Linked DNA regions of Mus musculus: region 2 is linked to region 1. Evidence: chromatin loops called from intact Hi-C (ENCODE). Cell type or tissue: gastrocnemius. All regions are shown on one strand.

What was found. Peaks named below come from ENCODE experiments on the same cell type or tissue, not always from the same donor. Only the 100,000 strongest peaks of a DNase experiment are listed, where the experiment ranks them.
Region 2: a loop joins it to region 1, with 6 times the contacts of the local background. A loop is called at or near these places in 17 of 42 quality-filtered maps.

The regions. Positions count from the first base shown.
Region 1 is chr9:110,408,340-110,416,339 of GRCm38, forward strand. No RefSeq gene overlaps it. Among named protein-coding and RNA genes, the nearest start is that of Ptpn23, 4.1 kb to the left of the region's middle. In gastrocnemius, CTCF peaks have their summits at 3,350 (motif pointing right) and 5,630 (motif pointing right); DNase peaks (open chromatin) are centred at 3,367, 4,841 and 5,645; H3K4me3 peaks cover 873 bases; H3K27ac peaks cover 1,163 bases.
Region 2 is chr9:110,626,477-110,634,476 of GRCm38, forward strand. It overlaps Nbeal2 (neurobeachin-like 2), which reads right to left. Exons shown (of 54, transcript NM_183276.2): 26 at 7,888-7,994; 27 at 7,206-7,721; 28 at 6,501-6,679; 29 at 6,259-6,418; 30 at 5,814-5,951; 31 at 5,382-5,726; 32 at 5,144-5,293; 33 at 4,866-5,023; 34 at 4,525-4,649; 35 at 4,308-4,443; 36 at 3,714-3,877; 37 at 3,294-3,610; 38 at 3,094-3,189; 39 at 2,640-2,764; 10 more. Among named protein-coding and RNA genes, the nearest start is that of Mir8107, 5.6 kb to the right of the region's middle. In gastrocnemius, a CTCF peak has its summit at 4,919 (motif pointing left); DNase peaks (open chromatin) are centred at 3,869, 4,919, 5,169, 5,580 and 3 more places.

The DNA.
Region 1 (8,000 bases):
GGGTCTTGGGTGGAGAGACGACCCAATCCACGGTGAAGGGGCTTCTGGGAATAGTGATCTCCTCCACTAAGCTTGAGGCTTTGCTGGGATTTTCTGGTTTGCGTAACGTTCTTCTTCCTCCCGGGGGGGCCCTTCAAAAACTCACCCATGAATTTGTAATTCCCAAATCTTGAGAGCGGTGAAGGATGGGGACTAGTGCTGCATAGAGAACGACTAGTGTGATGTTAGGGAGAGGGGTTGTGAAGACAGCCATGAGCTATGCAAACTGTATGGCGGGATGGAACTCAGGCTAAAAGTGCCAAGGGATTCCTTCTGTCCGCGGTTGAGGGGGCAGGAACACTGCTCCACACCACCACCCTCTGCAGCCTGAGGAGTTCTTGATTTTTAGTAGGATACATTGAACAGCCAAGTTAACACCTAAGAAGACTGCGACTCTGGAAGGAACTATACAGCGACGAGCATTTGTCTCTGGAGACACCTGTGAAACAGGAATTTTAAAGCTGTGTTGTGTGTATTGTTAAATTTTAGACATAAATAATGGAGACACCCCGGAGATTGAGGGAAGAGACTAGGTCATTTCAAGGCTGGACTGGGCAACATAACAATACGTTGTCTCAAACAAATTTTAAAAATAAGGAAACGGAGAAAGTAGTGAGTGACCTTTTGTAGTCTTCTAGGAGACCGGTGATTGTGGCTTTGGGTGAAAAAGGCTTTAAAAAAAAAAGTGGGTAGATAATGCACTTTGAGGAACATCTGAGAACTATTTTGAAAAAAAAGTATCCTAAGTTGGGGTGGGTACATGTTAGGGAATGAGATCAAAGTTGATTTCCAAGTTTCTGCCTGGTTTAGGTGGATAGCTGACAGGCTGTTACCTGACATGAGGAAATTGGGAGGAACATGTAGAAGGGAGCGCAAGACTTCAGGTCTAGTTTGTGTGAAGATGAGGACAGATGCATTTAGAGGCAATGTAGAGCCCGAGAATAAAGACTCTGGATTCACAAGACGGGTTTCCCCGACCCAGGTAGGGCCCACGTCCTCTTTGTAGAAGTAACAGACATTTCCATACTAAAAGTATGTTAGGGTCTAGAGAGGTGGGTTGGTTGTTAAGAACACTGGCTGCTCTTCCAGAGGACCTGGCTTTGATTTTCAGCATCTACATGGCAGTTCCCAGCAGTCTATAACTCCAGTTCCAGACCTTTAGTCTTCTTCTGGGTTCTGTGGGCACTGCACACATGTGGTACACAGACATACATATGTGCCAAGCAAAACTCCTATACACATACAATAATTTTTAAAATGAAGTTTAGCCAGGCGGTGGTGGCGCATGCCTTTAATCCCAGCACTTGGGAGGCAGAGGCAGGTGGATTTCTGAGTTCGAGGCCAGCCTGGTCTACAGAGTGAGTTCCAGGACAGCCAGGGCTACACAGAGAAACCTTGTCTTTAAAAAAACAAAACAAAACACAAAAAAATGAAGTTTAAAGAGTATGTTAAGCTGGGGGGATGATTTGGAAGCTAAGGTGTTGCCACACAAACACGGGAACAATCTTGGGAATCAACCTAAAGATAGGAGGATTGAAAACTGGCTGGACAGAGTTGTACACCACGGCCTGTGTGTGCCCCCCCCCCAATTCATTATGCAGAGACACGATAAAGCTAATTTTTGAGAGTCGGAAGCCAGCTAGTGCAGCTGTCCGTTCTGTGTCTCTGCTTTCTGGATGCTCTGAGGCGAACTCGGCCATCAAGGTCCTCCCTACGATAACCCTTGAAGCTATGAGGCAAAATGCCTTTTAATTTTGAGGTATTTTTGTCACGGCAATTGATTTGAGAACAAAAGGAGTTGTTTGTGGGAAGAGTTTCATTATGAATTATAACCCTCTGAAGATGGATGGTGGGGGGAGGGGTGGTACAATAGCTAGTGTACCTAAAAGCTGTCGCCTTCAAATGGTTAAAATTGTAAGGATTACATTAGATATGCTTTACTGCAAGACTAAGGTGTGTGTGCGCGCGCACAAGATCTTTCACTAAGCTATCCGGGGGGGGGGGGGGGGTAGCACACTCATTTAATCACAGCATGTGAGAAGTGACCCCCAAGTGAGAAGGCAAGCCCCACCTAGACTATGTATTAAGTTCCAGGCCAGCTTGGGCTTCTTTAGAACCTGCCCCTATACCAACATTACAGACACCATTTCTGCAAAACTCAGGAACAACAGGTGAGTCCCAGCTGAGGGGAAGCCCTGCTGAGCAAAGAGAAGCAACAGCTTAGATCCCAAAAATGAGGCCAGGAAGGGATCAATGTGAGCTAGAACAGGGAGGGGGTAGGGGGTAGTAGGAAGTCTTGGTTTTTGTTTTTTGTTGTTTTGTGGGTTTTTTTTGTTTTTGTTTTTGTTTTTGTTGTTCTTTCTTTAATTTTTTTACTTTTCTTTCTTCTTCTTCTTCTTTCTTCTTCTTTCTTCTTCTTCTTCTTCTTCTTCTTCTTCTTTCTTCTTCTTCTTTCTTCTTCTTTCTTCTTCTTCTTCTTCTTCTTCTTCTTCTTCTTCTTCTTCCTTCTTCTTCTTCTTCTTCTTCTTCTTCTTCTTCTTCTTCTTCTTCTTCTTCTTCTTCTTCTTCTTTCTTTCTTCTTTCTTCTTCTTCTCCTCCTCCTCCTCCTCCTCCTCCTTCTTCTTCTTTTTCTTCTTTTTTGGAAGTCTTAATTCTTGTAGACAGACCATGTAACAAAGGGGCATTCCAGAGGGTGGCACTGCAGGGAAAGCTCTAGGATTCAGAACAGCCAAGTAGCCGCCTCTGCATCTTGAGCATCCTATCCCTATTGGCTGCCCTCCCCTGAGCCTCACTACTTATTTGGCAGTGCCAGAGCTTGAACCTAGTGTGTTGTGTGTTAGGCAAGCACTCTCACCACTGAGCCCCATCTCTAGCCCCCCTCTCCTCTGTAGAATGGATAAATTCCCAGTGGATTCATTCCCAGCCCCAAATGGTACTTCTCAAGTCAAATTACTGCAAACACAGATGTGAGTTCTGGGGTATCTATACAGTTGCTATAACAGAGTACAATAGACTAGATGAGCCAGCTAGCAGGAATTTAAGGCTGGGAACGAGGCCCAAGTGTAGCATACTTCCCTAGCAAACGTGAAGCCCTGAGCTCAACGCTCAGTTACAGTAATTGGTATGAAAGTGTCAGAGAGCAAAAGATCCATCATAGATGTCAAATGCTGATGCCGGTGGTGGGATGGGCCGGGGAAGGTGAAGGGGTAGAAGGGATGCCCCATCTCATCCTCCCCTCCCACTTACCCATTTCCCCAGCAAAGCAGGAAGTTAGAGGTAACATAGGCTCCCATGGTTCAAGGGAAGAGTCAGTCCCATCACCAGGGGGCAGCAAACACCACATTAAGCCAGGTCAGCTTGTCCTCTCAGGACCTTTCCTTCCAGTAAGCTGCATGGCCCCTTAAAGACACACTGAAAGCCTTCCTCCTGTTACCAATGTGGAAACTTGTGTCTGGGTTTTGGGAGTTGACCACCCAAACTGCCCCCAGCAAGTGAATGTAAGAGTCCAGGATGGAGGTGGGTCATTTATTCAGCCTACTTTACTTGCCCCCCCCCCCACACACACACACCAGGATCCCACAAAATGTTTTAGGTGCTGTTGAACGAAACAGGTGAACATCTCTGCCCTCAAGAAAGACGACATTTGCCGGGCAGTGGTGGCGCACACCTTTAATCCCAGAACTCGAGAGGCAGAGGCAGGCGGATTTCTGAGTTCGAGGCCAGCCTGGTCTACAAAGTGAGTTCCAGGACAGCCAGGGCTATACAGAGAAACCCTGTCTCAAAAAAAAAAAAAAAAAAAAAAAAGAAAGAAAGAAAGAAAGAAAGACGACATTTTAAAAAAATGAGCCCAAGATATGACACAAAGCAGAGACTCATCATTTGGAAGGCTGAGGTTTGAGGCCAGCTTGGGCTACTTAGGAAACCCTATCTCAAAAGAAACTGTTGTTAGGAGAAGAGGAAGAGAAAGAGGTGGAGGAAAAGGAAGGGAAACACAGAGAGAGAGGCACAGACACACACACACACAGAGAGAGAGAGAGAGAGAGAAAGAGAGAGAGAGAATATATACAATGTGGATAGAAACTTATGTGGACAGTCAAAAATATGTGAAAGATGACCCATCTCATCAGTAACCAGAGAAATGCAAACCAAACTACACTGAAAAGCCATTTCAGATTGGTGACTATGATCCAGTTAATAACAACAGTCCTTGTCAAGAATGAGTTACTTTGGGCTGGAGAGATGGCTCAGCAGTTAAGAGCACTGACTGCTCTCCTGAATTCAAATCCCAGCAACCACATAGTGGCTCACAACCATCAGTACAGCTACAGTGTACTCATATACATAAATAAATCTTTTTTTAAAAGAGTTACTTTCACTGTACAGCTAAATTAAACTTGTTTACGTTTGTTTGTTTGTTTGTTTGTTATGGCGACAATGTCTCTGTGTCGCTCTGGCTGTCCTAGAACTTGCTCTGTAGACCAAGCTGGCCTCAAACTCACAGAGATCCACCTGCTTCTGCCTCTCGAGAGCTGTAATCAAAAGGCATGCACCACCACCTCACAGATCAAATTGGCACAAGGATTCCTTGGCCCAGAATTCTCTTCCTACTTGTCTGTGAGCTCTGGAAATGTTCCAAACCACCCCAAACAGGAAGCTTTGTGTTTTCTCCCTGATGCCTCCCTTGGCTCAAAATCCTGAATCTTTACAGAGCAGGGAATGAGGCAGAGAAGAGGAAAGTGTTCTCCCAAAACATCCTAAGATTGTGAGAGCCCAGGCACAGGAGAAGAAAGGGGGCGGGGCGGGGTGAGGACAAAGTTAGACTGTCCTGACTCTCTTAGTCTCAGACTTGGCAAAGCAGAACAGGGGCCGGGGCTGGGGCCGGAGTCGGGGCTGGAGTTGGGGCAAGAGCTGGAGCAAGGCTGAGGCAGGGCCGGGGGCTAGGGCGGGGGCCAGGGCGGGGGCAGGAGCTAGGGCAGGATCTGGGGCAGGGACCGGGGCAGGGACCCGGGCAGGAGCCGGGGCAGGGACACCCACCTTGCATTGCTTCCTTTCCAAGCCATCATCCAGGTTCTTTTTTTTTTTTTTTTTTTTTTGGTTTTTCGAGACAGGGTTTCGCGCCACCACGTCCGGTCATCATCCAGGTTCTTGAAGCTTGGGAGAAAGGCTTTTTCCTTACACCTAAAAAGAGGATGGATTATGCCGGGCGTGGTGGCGCAGCCTTTAATCCCAGCACTTGGGAGGCAGGGGCAGGCAAATTTCTAGGTTCGAGGCCAGCCTGGTCTACAAAGTGAGTTCCAGGACAGTCAGGGCTATACAGAGAAACCCTGTCTCAAAAACCAAAAAAACAAACAAAAAGAAAGAAAGAAGAAAAAAAAAAGAGAGAGAGAGAAAGGAAAGAAGATGGATTTGCCCCAGGAGGGAACACAGGAGCCACTCCTGTCTGCACCTCTTCCTTCTAGACGGTCCTGGGCCTTCGAAAAACTAAAGAATGTTGGGCACTTTTCCCTGGGAAAGATTCCAAAACAGGAGATTTTCAAGTACCTTTGAGGAAGCCTATCCAGGGGAACCAGAAACATAGCCCTGGCACCTAGGGTCACTTGGCCAGCAGATGGCGCGAAGGCCATAGTATTGCCAGGTCTTGACTACAAGCTTCCAATCCTGCACGAAAAAGCCCAGCAGATTCCAAAATATGTCTAGTCGACCTTCCTTTTTATTTTCTTTTTCTTTTTTTTTTCCAGTTTATATTTTGCATTACGTTTCCTTTGTCTGTATGTGTGTGTGTTGGGGGGGGGGGGCCGGAGCTCCGCATGTATCACAGCCTGGATGTGGAGGTCAATGGACAACTGGAGAAGGTTGGTTCTCTCCTTCCACCATATGGATTCCAGGAACGGAACTTGAGCAGCAGACTCGACAAGAAAGTGTCTTTTTTTGTTTTTCATTTTGAGACAGTCTTGCTAGGCCAGTCTCAAGTTGGTACGTAGCAAAGGATGTCCCTTAACTCCAGTTCTCTTGCTGGCCTCCACTTCCTAGGCGCTGAGATTGCAGGGACTACCTTGTTTAACTTATCAGTGGAATTCCTACAGCATCCTTTATTTGTTTATTTATGTAATGGGGAAGGAAGAGGGGGCATGCATGTGTGGAGGTCAGGGAACAACTCATTTCTTTCTTTTTTTTTTTTTTTTTTTTTTTAAAGATTTATTTACTGATTATATGTAAGTACACTGTAGCTGTCTTCAGACACTCCAGAAGAGGGAGTCAGATCTTGTTACTGATGGCTGTGAGTCACCCTGTGGTTGCTGGGATTTGAACTCTGGACCTTCTGAAGAGCAGTCGGGTGCTCTTACCCACTGAGCCATCTCACCAGCCCCGCCAGACTCATTTCTTCCCGTTCACTGTGTGGGTCCTGGGGATCAAACCTGGGTTGTCAGGTTTGGTAGGAAGGGTCCTTACCACTTACTCAGTCCACCAACCCAAAATCCTTTTTTTTTTCCCCCAAATGACTGTTTCATGTGGGGTTGAGGGATGCTTTTGTACTTCTATCTCCACATGGAAGAAAACAACAGGGGAATTTTTTTTTTCCCCGAGACAGGGTTTCTCTGTATAGCCCCGGCTGTCCTGGAACTCACTCTGTAGACCAGGTTGGCCTCGAACTCAGAAATCCGCCTGCCTCTGCCTCCCAAGTGCTGGGATTAAAGGCATGTGCCACCACGCCCGGCACAACAGGGGATTTATCCCTCTTATGCCTAGAACACAGTTGCAAATTTAAATCAATAATAAAAGGACCTTCATGCAGGGCGTGCCTATAGGTTGCATACTGCACCGATGTGTGTGCCAAAACTACTAGGTCAGGGGTGAGGTTAGTTAGAAGACCTCTCAAAATGTACCCAGGGATGCCATTCTGCCTGTGGATAATGACACAACTCATGTCCACACACTGGTTTAGAACATCAGGAAAGGGAAAAAGGCCTGTCACATACGTCTTCATGCAAGCACTGTGGCCACACCCAATTTCTTCACCCAGCTCACCTTGCTCAGACCACTTGAGCAAGGCTTCCGGAATCTGTGTCCACCTCCTGACCACACATTACAGAAATGGGGAGGCCTGAGAAGAAAACGGGCTTTCCCAAGGGCCCACAGGAGCTCAGATGGGTCTTTCTTCACAGTTCAGCAGCCCCAGTGAAGACTTCCGGCTAGGCCTGATATATGTTACATGGGAATAGATGGGCATCAGAATTTGGGGTGGGGGGCACCCACCCGAACCTGCCTTTTGAAGTTCATAGGTGGATGAGTTTCTTGCGGGAGGTGGGGTGCTTTTCTTGGAAGTGCCTCTCTTTAGCTCTATAGCCCTATAGGACCCAGAGACCCTGGGTTCTCTGCAAGAGCGGCAAAAGCTCTTAACCACTAAGCGTCTCTTCATTCTTCCTTTCTTTGTCAATTTTGAGGACCATGTGAGTGTCTCAGACTTGTGGAGAGCCTTGGCTTAGAAACCTGCAGACACCACTGAGTCTAAAGCCTTGACTGTTTTTCTTCAGTGCTGGGGATCGTAACCCCAGCCATCCACACAGGCCAGGTGAGTGCTTCACCAGTGAGCTGCACCCTGACCCCTAAAGGCTCGATTTTACCAAATCTGCCATCCTCTAATGGCCATCTTATACTTTTTAATTAAAAATTTAAAAAGATTTATCTATTTTATGTGTATGCCTGAGTGCTGTATTACAGATGCCCTTGGGATCCAGAAGAGGGTGTCAGATGCCCTATGACCTACCAGGTGTTCCTGGGGGTGAACCTGGGCCCTCAGCAAGAACAGCAAATGCTCCTGACCACTGAGCCATCCTACAGCCCCTTTATTAGATTTCATATATAATATATTCTGCTTATATTTCCCCTCCTCCCAAATCCTCTGCACCCCTCTGCCTACTGAACTTTACGGTCTTTCTCTCTTTAAAAACAAAACAAAAAAC
Region 2 (8,000 bases), 220 kb after region 1:
GGCAGATGGACTTCTAGCCTGGGAGACAGGGACCTCACAGGTCTGCCCACCACACACACCTGCTGCAGAAGACGCCACACCATGCACGTGGTATCCCGGGAGCCGGAGATGAGGTAGATGCCGCAGGTGTCCAGTGCAAGGCAGGTCACTATATCTGCATAGGAAGGGGAGGACACACAGTGTTGTCACAGGCCCAACTTGGAACTCATTCCACATCTGCCTGTCTCATTCTCCCTGGTACCAGGGCTGCTCATACCAAGGTGTCGGCTTAGCTGATTCAACAGCCTGCCACGGGGTAGTGAAGTCACTCGTAGGCTGCCATCCCAGTGGCCACCACTGAAGAGCAGCTTTCCGTCAGGAGCTACTGCTAGTGCTTGTGCACTCACGCCACTGTCTGAGACCCAGGGCCCACTCAGTAGTTTCTGCACCCTAAACCAAGGGGAAGACGGTAGGTGAGGCTGGGCCACGGGTGAGAGATGTGGGCTAGCAGGGACCTTAGCCAGCCCTCTCCCCTGCAGCTGGCCTGTATTCTGTTTAAATGGGGAGGTGGTTCGGGGTGTAGGACATTCATATCGCACCCCTACCCGCAGCCCTGCCTTACTTGGGGCTCCCCATGGTGGGATCTTTGCTGAAGGTAAAGTAGTTATTGATGTTCCGGTCATAGGGCAGCCAGGTATGAGTGCCCAGCAGCCCACTGGCACTTACAGTCACCTGTGGGTAAGAATATGCTATGGTAGCTTGGGGCGGAGGCAGAAGGGATGAAGCTAATGGGAATCTGCCAGGTGTACTTACCAACATGTCCGAGGAGCTCTGGGTGATAAAGGAGTGTGACTGTCGGTGAGGAACCAGAGCTAAGACCAGAGGTACAGCCTCACTGACAACCTGCAGAGAAATGCGTAAGGCTGACTGAAGTAGACAGTGTTCTTGGTAGGTACCCTCTTTGGCCCTTGACCCCAGGGACAAAGTGGGTGTCATAGAGAGGTGAGTCTGAGAGGTAGACATGACAGCAGTGGGCACGTAGGAGGGCATCACAGAAAGAGGAAGAAGCTGGGGTAGACACAGAAGACGCCAGGGTCGAGCCCGGGCTCAGCCTTGGTCCCTTCATCCCATTACTCCTTGGCCTCGGCGCAGTGACAGCAGGAAAGGGGAGCATGCGTGAAGATGCAGGAAGGGGACCAAGGCCAGACTCTCTCCATCCTAACTGCACTTGGGAATCTCATCCTGGCCGCCCTCCTACCCGTATGTCCCCAAGATGTCTGCTCAGAGATGGGTAAGGACGTGTGGCTAAACCCATCTTACACAAGAAACTAAGTTCCCACCCACTTCTCACCTCAGCGAAAAAGGCCTTGAGTTGGTTGAGGTTCTGGAAGATGCTTGGTGAGTTAGTGTCCAGCCGGGCGAGGCGATTGGCTGCTTCCTCAGCCGAGAGCCGGGGTGGGTGTGGCTCCTGTCAACAAGAGCTGGTCAGCACCATGCCACCAGTGTCCTTCACCACTGTCTCCCCACAGTCCTCACCTTCAGCAGCTGACAAGGAGTCTGCCCGAAGTTGCTGATGATGCCTTCCAGAGCCTTCCGCTCCCGTTCATCTGCCACGTGGTCCAGGTCAACCGCCCCTGAGAGGAAGGTGAGTGGTTAAAACTCCTTCACTGTCCTTTCTTTATTGCCACTGTCTGTGCCCTGACCCCATCTCACGTGCGGCACACTGCCTACCTTCGTAAGTGCAGTAATAGAAGACATTGAGGGCCTCCTCGGCCGCTGGACCCCGCTGCTTATAGCCAAAGATGAGGTCGATCCATTCGTGCAGGTGGGTGGACACATACTCTGACTCCTGAGGGGAGGAAGCGGCAGTCAACGCAGGGACTGAATCCCACGGCAACTCTCAGCCCTGGCTGCCTGTGTGTGCGATCACCTCCTCACCAGAGCCTGGCGGTGTTTCTGGATGAAATCCTCGGGGCTGCCGGCCCACGGGGGCAGCACCACATCACCCACCTTCTCGTTGGTCAACTGGAGGCAGCCCAGGTCAAAGCCTAGCAGAAGAGAAAGTTAGCAGTGTGCCTGAGGATTCTTCACCATCCCTGGACACACACACACACACACCCCGTCTGTTCACTCATGCCGGAGCCCCGGTGCCTCGCATGCTACCATTCTGGTTCTCCAGGAAGTCAGGAAAGTAGAAAAACTCCGGAATGAGCTCCTTCACGTCGGCGGGGCTCTCCAGCCGTGCCTGCCAGGCTGCTGCCACCGAGTGGAACTGCCGGTCAGAGCAGTCGAAGCTGGTGGAGAGACACAGCCGGGGTCAGATGATAGATACAGAGGGATACGTAAAACCAGAGGCAGCATAAGAAGCTGCCAGGGAGACTGTGTGCCTTCCTCCCCACCCTTCCGTCACCCCTGGGCGCACCGGCCGCTCTGTAGCTGGACATGCAGGGACGTGAAGGGCTCCACGCGGATGAGGTAGTGCATCACGCCCGCTGCGTTAGAATAGTGTGTGCCATAGTGGAACTTGTCGATTGTGCCTGCTGGGTCCTCAAAGCTCTCATATCTGAAGCCACAGGCAGCACATGTCAGCAGAAGATCCACACACATCCATCCCCAGCCCACCGAGCCCTGCCCTCCCCTGCCCTGCCCACAAAGCTCACTTCTCCCTCACAAGCTGGGCATGCTTGGGATTCACCACACCGATGGGTTTGGACAGGTCCCGGAAGACAGCTGGATTGCTGAGGTCCAAGACTGGGGACACATAGTCCTGCAAGACCCAGGGGAACTGGACGCCCACCCAGGAAAGATGCTGTATGAAGACCCTGACGGCCTGCCTGCCAGCCCACCCTGCCCTGCCCTCAACCCTCAGGTAGATGGGTAGAGCCTGTTCACCATACTACTTGGAAGGCCTACAGGAGCACAGGAGGTCTGTGACAGACACTCCTTCCAGGGAGACCAGGGCCCAGCAGGAAGCAAAGAGGGCAGGGGAGCGAGGCAGTGTCAGAGACCAAGAGACCACATCTTAGTCGCAGGTAAACTACTCAGGGACTGTGCTTAGACACTGACAGTGGGGTTGGAGGTGGGAAGTGGGGAGAGAGACAGAGCGGGGCTCACCACAGGGTACTGAGACAGGTCATTATAGGTGCGCCCTGCGATTGTGTTGAGTTGCATGAGGTACTCAAAGTTGGATATCTCTCGCTGTACCCATTTCTGGACGGCACAATAGCAAAGGGTGAGCATTGAAGTTGTCCAGAGCCCCCTATCTACAAAGTCTTCACCTCATACCCCACACAAACAGGGTCTAGGATGCTTACCTGGGTAAGTCCCGAGGCACGAAGCATCTCCAGTGGGGAGCGGCTGCTTAGGTAGCCTTGGGTGGGTGGCCTTAGGCGCAGAAGCAATGAGTACACCTGGTTCCGTAGCTGGGTGTGGGATGGGATAGGGTAGAGCTGGGGCCTGGGAGCCTGGCAAGGGGATGACGCAGAGGACGCGGCCACCTTGTGTGGGAAGTTGAGGAAGTAGTTGGACTGGTCAATGAAGAAGAGTTCGAGCGCCGAACGCCGCAGGTTGAAACGCCGCAGGTGGACCTCACGCAGCTGGGCCAAGGGGCGCCGGAAGTCATGGCCGATGCCTGCCGAGCAACCAAGAATAGGTATAAGGAGTCACTGGTCCCAGCCCAGCCTGCACTTTGGTCATTCTCTGTCGCCCCTTCCAACAGCTCCATCAGAACACACCTTCCTCTGTTTCCACGCGTTCCGTACTGCCGTCATAGAAATACACGTGCTGTGTGGTGATCTCTAAGAGTCCCGGGACCACAGCCACCACCGTGACGAGCTGGCACTCAGCCGACAACACAAGCTTCTCGCGTTTCTCATCTAGCTCGGCCGCCTCCTCCATCCTGTGGGCAGCATTCACTTCAGCTAGGGATGGGCATCCCTTCTTGCCAAGCTCCGAGACCAGTGAGCCATGAGGTCACATGCTCATATCTCCCTGATGGAGAGGAGCTACCCAGGGCCTCCTGCTCACTGACCCCGGTGCCCTAGACAGATTTAAAAGTCCTTCTGGCTGCTTGTTGGCTCACCCCTCCCTCTGCCCTGCTTCTCCTCACACACTCCTGCCATACTCCAGGTCCCCACATTGTCCTGGTTTTTCTGAGCCTTGCTCAGGGGTGCTTAGCTACTAAAGAGCACCCACCCTTTTTAAATAACCCCCAAAACTTGGGGTTGGAGAGTCCTTTCAGGGTACTCAAGTTGGCCAGCAAAAGACGCAGACTCAGCCCCAGCTGCACAGAAGGCATCCATCCCTGGCAGCCCCGGCCCACCACTCACAGGGACTCCAGTGCAGCCAGGTCCTCTTCCCCTAACTGCTCCTCAGGCAGCTCCTCCGGAGGGGCACTGATTTTGGCCTCTTTGGTCACTGCCAGAGGCAGTGAGGTCTCCTCAGTGGGTGTCATGGGAGCTTCACCTGCAGGAGGCCAATGGGACGTAATTAGAGCAAGGCATGATGGGAAACTCCAGCTGGGTGAAGCAAGCACAACACACTTACCGAGATTGTCACGTAGGGCGCTAGCTTCCAGGTGAGGGTCAAAGTGATGATTGGGTACCAGTTTTAGTCGCATACGGGAGTATGTCTCTGCACTAGACAGCTTCCAGTGGGGGGCTGGAGGGATCCTGCAGATATATCACCAGGAATTGTCATGGGCCAGCAAAACGTTACAGAGCCCCCACTTTAAGACTGCTGGGGTCTTAAAGTGCTGGGAATGAAAGGTGTGCACCACCACAGCTCAGCTGAGATTACTGTTTTATTCATTTTGCATTACTTTCAAGCCTTGAGCAGAGAGTCAAAGGCCATCTAGCACTCAGGGTCAGGGTTCCTTTTCTGCCCACCTTAGTGCCCAGGCCCCACAGGGGCTAGAAAGCTGGCGCCACAGCGCCCCCCAGTGGAGCAGTGCCGTCGAGTGCTGCGCTGCCTGCTGCTTCAGTACAGATGCATAGCGCAATCCCTCCACGCGAGCCCTGCGCTGGGCAGGTTCTAGGACCAGCTCCTGTGGCGGAAGGAATAGATCAATCCCCCTGGCTGCAGTTTCTCCAATCCATTCTCTACCCTGCCCTATTAGCTGTCTCCAGTCATATAGGTGCACCGACCCCCAATCTGGGCTGCACACCTTGAAGGCCCGCCGACTCTGGATACGGTCCCGCTGATGCCGCTGCCCGCTGCTCATGAGTGTGTCGTAGCAGGCATTCCAGAAGCCTGACATGAGGTCATGGCTCTTAGCATATGTGTCCATTTCAAACTTTGACATAGTTGGCTGAACCTGGAGGATTGACAGGAGGAGAGACCGGTGCTCGAGGCGTGCCCTAGCCTCCATTCCTCTTCCTCGACCCGCCACCTCCTTCAGGCACCTGCTTGTCGATGAAGTGGCGCCATTCGGCTGTGGCACAAAAAGCCTGGAAGTCCTCAAAGAAGGTGGGGCTTCCATTGGTGGGTGGTAAGGAGGGCAGCCCCCACTGCAGTCCCAGGGGCCCATATGCACGGTCCAGCAGCGTGCGGACCAGTGGCACCAACCACGAACAGCGCTCAGAGGCTGCCACGGCTGTAGACGCATGCTCAGTCTCGGAAGACGAGGTGGTCAGCGCCCGACTGAGCGCTGCCTCCAGCTTGGAGAGCACGTAGCACGCCTCCTCCCGGCGGGTCGGCACTGCGGTCTGCAGCAGTGTGTGCAGCTTCACATAGGCCTGGGCATGCAGCTGTAGGTGCAAGGCAATGAGGATGGTACCAATTGCTGGACCCCCACCAGCTAGACCTCCACCTCTGCTGCCCTCCTGCATGCTTGCCTGTGGGTCTTCCAATAGGATGTATCCAAGCACAAGACGTAAGCCGATCTGCGCCATCTCCCGGAGATCTGCTGTGCTATTGGCGAGATGTGGCCAGGCTCCCAGGCGATCAAGCAGGTTGCACACACCTTCAAAGAGCTGCCACACAGAACATATTTCCAGCATGTTGCCATAACAAGGACAGGGATTTTGGGGGAGAAAACTAGGTAAAGTTTGTGCTGGAGGCTAAGTAAGGTTTGAGTCAAGGTCACTCACTGTAAGGTATACCCAGCCCAACTCCAACGCTGCCATCCATTGAATGCTTGGCCTGACTAAACAGGCTGATAGATACCAACGCTGATGTATCCAAGACTGCCCTGTGTACCCTCCCATCTCCTAGACTAGACACCCTCAGGTTATAAGGACGCAGAATGTGTGTGGCTTCCACCCCTCCGAATAATCGTACCTTCTCACTCCACAGCTCCTGGTTACCGTGGCCCTCAGCACACAGGAAATCCTGCAGTAAACGGAGCAGCCACAGTGCCTGCTGGGAAAGGTTGGCCAGGCCTCCTGGGGGAGCCTCCTTGATGTCGGTCAGGGCTGACTCTAACATCATCTCTAGGAGGCTGGCCAAGAGAGGGACTCAGTACCGACCTTGCAATTTCCTGGCTCCCAGAGACCCATCGCCTCCTGACGCAGACCTCTTACCTGCGCTTGATGCAGTCTGGTGGTCGCACAAGTGTGGCAGAGGCCCCCAGCTGGGTAAGCACGGAGAAGACCTGGCCACGTTCCCGCCAGGCGGCCTCCGCACTGCCCTCCACGCCCCGCCACGTCACTGAGAATAGCACGTTGGTGAGTAAGTTGCACAGCTCCTCTTCAGGGGTTTGCTGTGGGGACAGGAAGGTGGTGTGGGCTGCGGGCTGTGGGGGAGGGGAATCTCTGCTCAGCACCCCCTGTCTACCCACAGGCAGGAATGAAGAGAGGCAGCATTCGGCAAACAGCCAGACTGGCACCAAGGCCTTAGGAAAATGGCCTAAGGGTTTCAGCCACTTTCTGAACTCCAGGGGAAAACCTGGGGTTCTGTTGGACTTCAGAGAGGAGATATTCACAAAGGCCTTACTCTAAGTCTTCAAGGCTGCCTAGGAATCCTCAAAGAGAAGTGGGGCTGGAGAAGTGGTTCAGCAGCTAAGAGCACTGCCTCTTCCTCTAGAGAAGACAGTCTATCCTATCTGTAGGCCCTACAAAGCCTGGGCCCTATGTGGCTGCTGCTCTCCTCTCCCGGGCTTAACACAACTGCGTGACAGTACCAGCTCTGGTATTAGACCGCATCTTTGGAAAGACCACACTGCCAACTCTCCATTCCTGAGGTGTCCTCTCCAGACACAGTGCAATGTCAGAAGGTGGCCACCTCACCTGGGGGTTGCTCGTGTTCGAGGTATCATCCCCACTGATGTTGGGTTCTAGCAGGCTGCCATCTTCCAGCACATTGGAGAGACTGGAGCTGTGGCGGCCTTGGGCAGTTGGGAAGGGCCGTGGCCCATCCAGCGGGGAGGGTGTGCCAGGCTGGCTGGCCGGAGTAACAGTCCCATTGCTGCTGCCGCCACCAGCGGTATTGCCCGAGCCAATGCTGGCCCGTTCCAAACCCAGGTCAAAGGGTGTACTGAACGGGGAGAGGGCCTGGTAGAAAGCATCCTGGTCAGGGCAAGGGGACTCTGAAGGCAGGAAGACGTCAGAAGAGTCAGCGGGCAACTCAGTGGGCGGCGGAGATAGGGCCAGCTCTGAAGAGATCGGCAGCTCTGGGAGGAAGCGTGGGGGACTACTGTCTGTGGCAGCCTCGAGGACATACAGCCGCGTCAGCACATCCTGCCAGCCAGCTTGTCGGGCCAGCAGCCGAACGACGTCTGGCTGTCCGTAGATGAGGTAAAAGAGCTGCCAAACCAGGGGACAACAAATAAGAGGTCATCTGACTGCTTCCCTAGATCCCCATCCCAAGGTCTTAACAGCAGGGACCTACAAAGGTGCCCCACCCCAGAAAGGCAAAAGGAGCTCCAGGGAGCAGAAGCCACCCTTTTATCTCCCACACGTTTTCTCTTACCTGACGGCAGATGTCTAGGCGGACACTGAGGTCAGCCTGGAGGGACAGCTGTACAACAGCCAACAAATCTGAGAGATTCAGGCAGTCTGGAGATACAACCTGAGGGACTGACA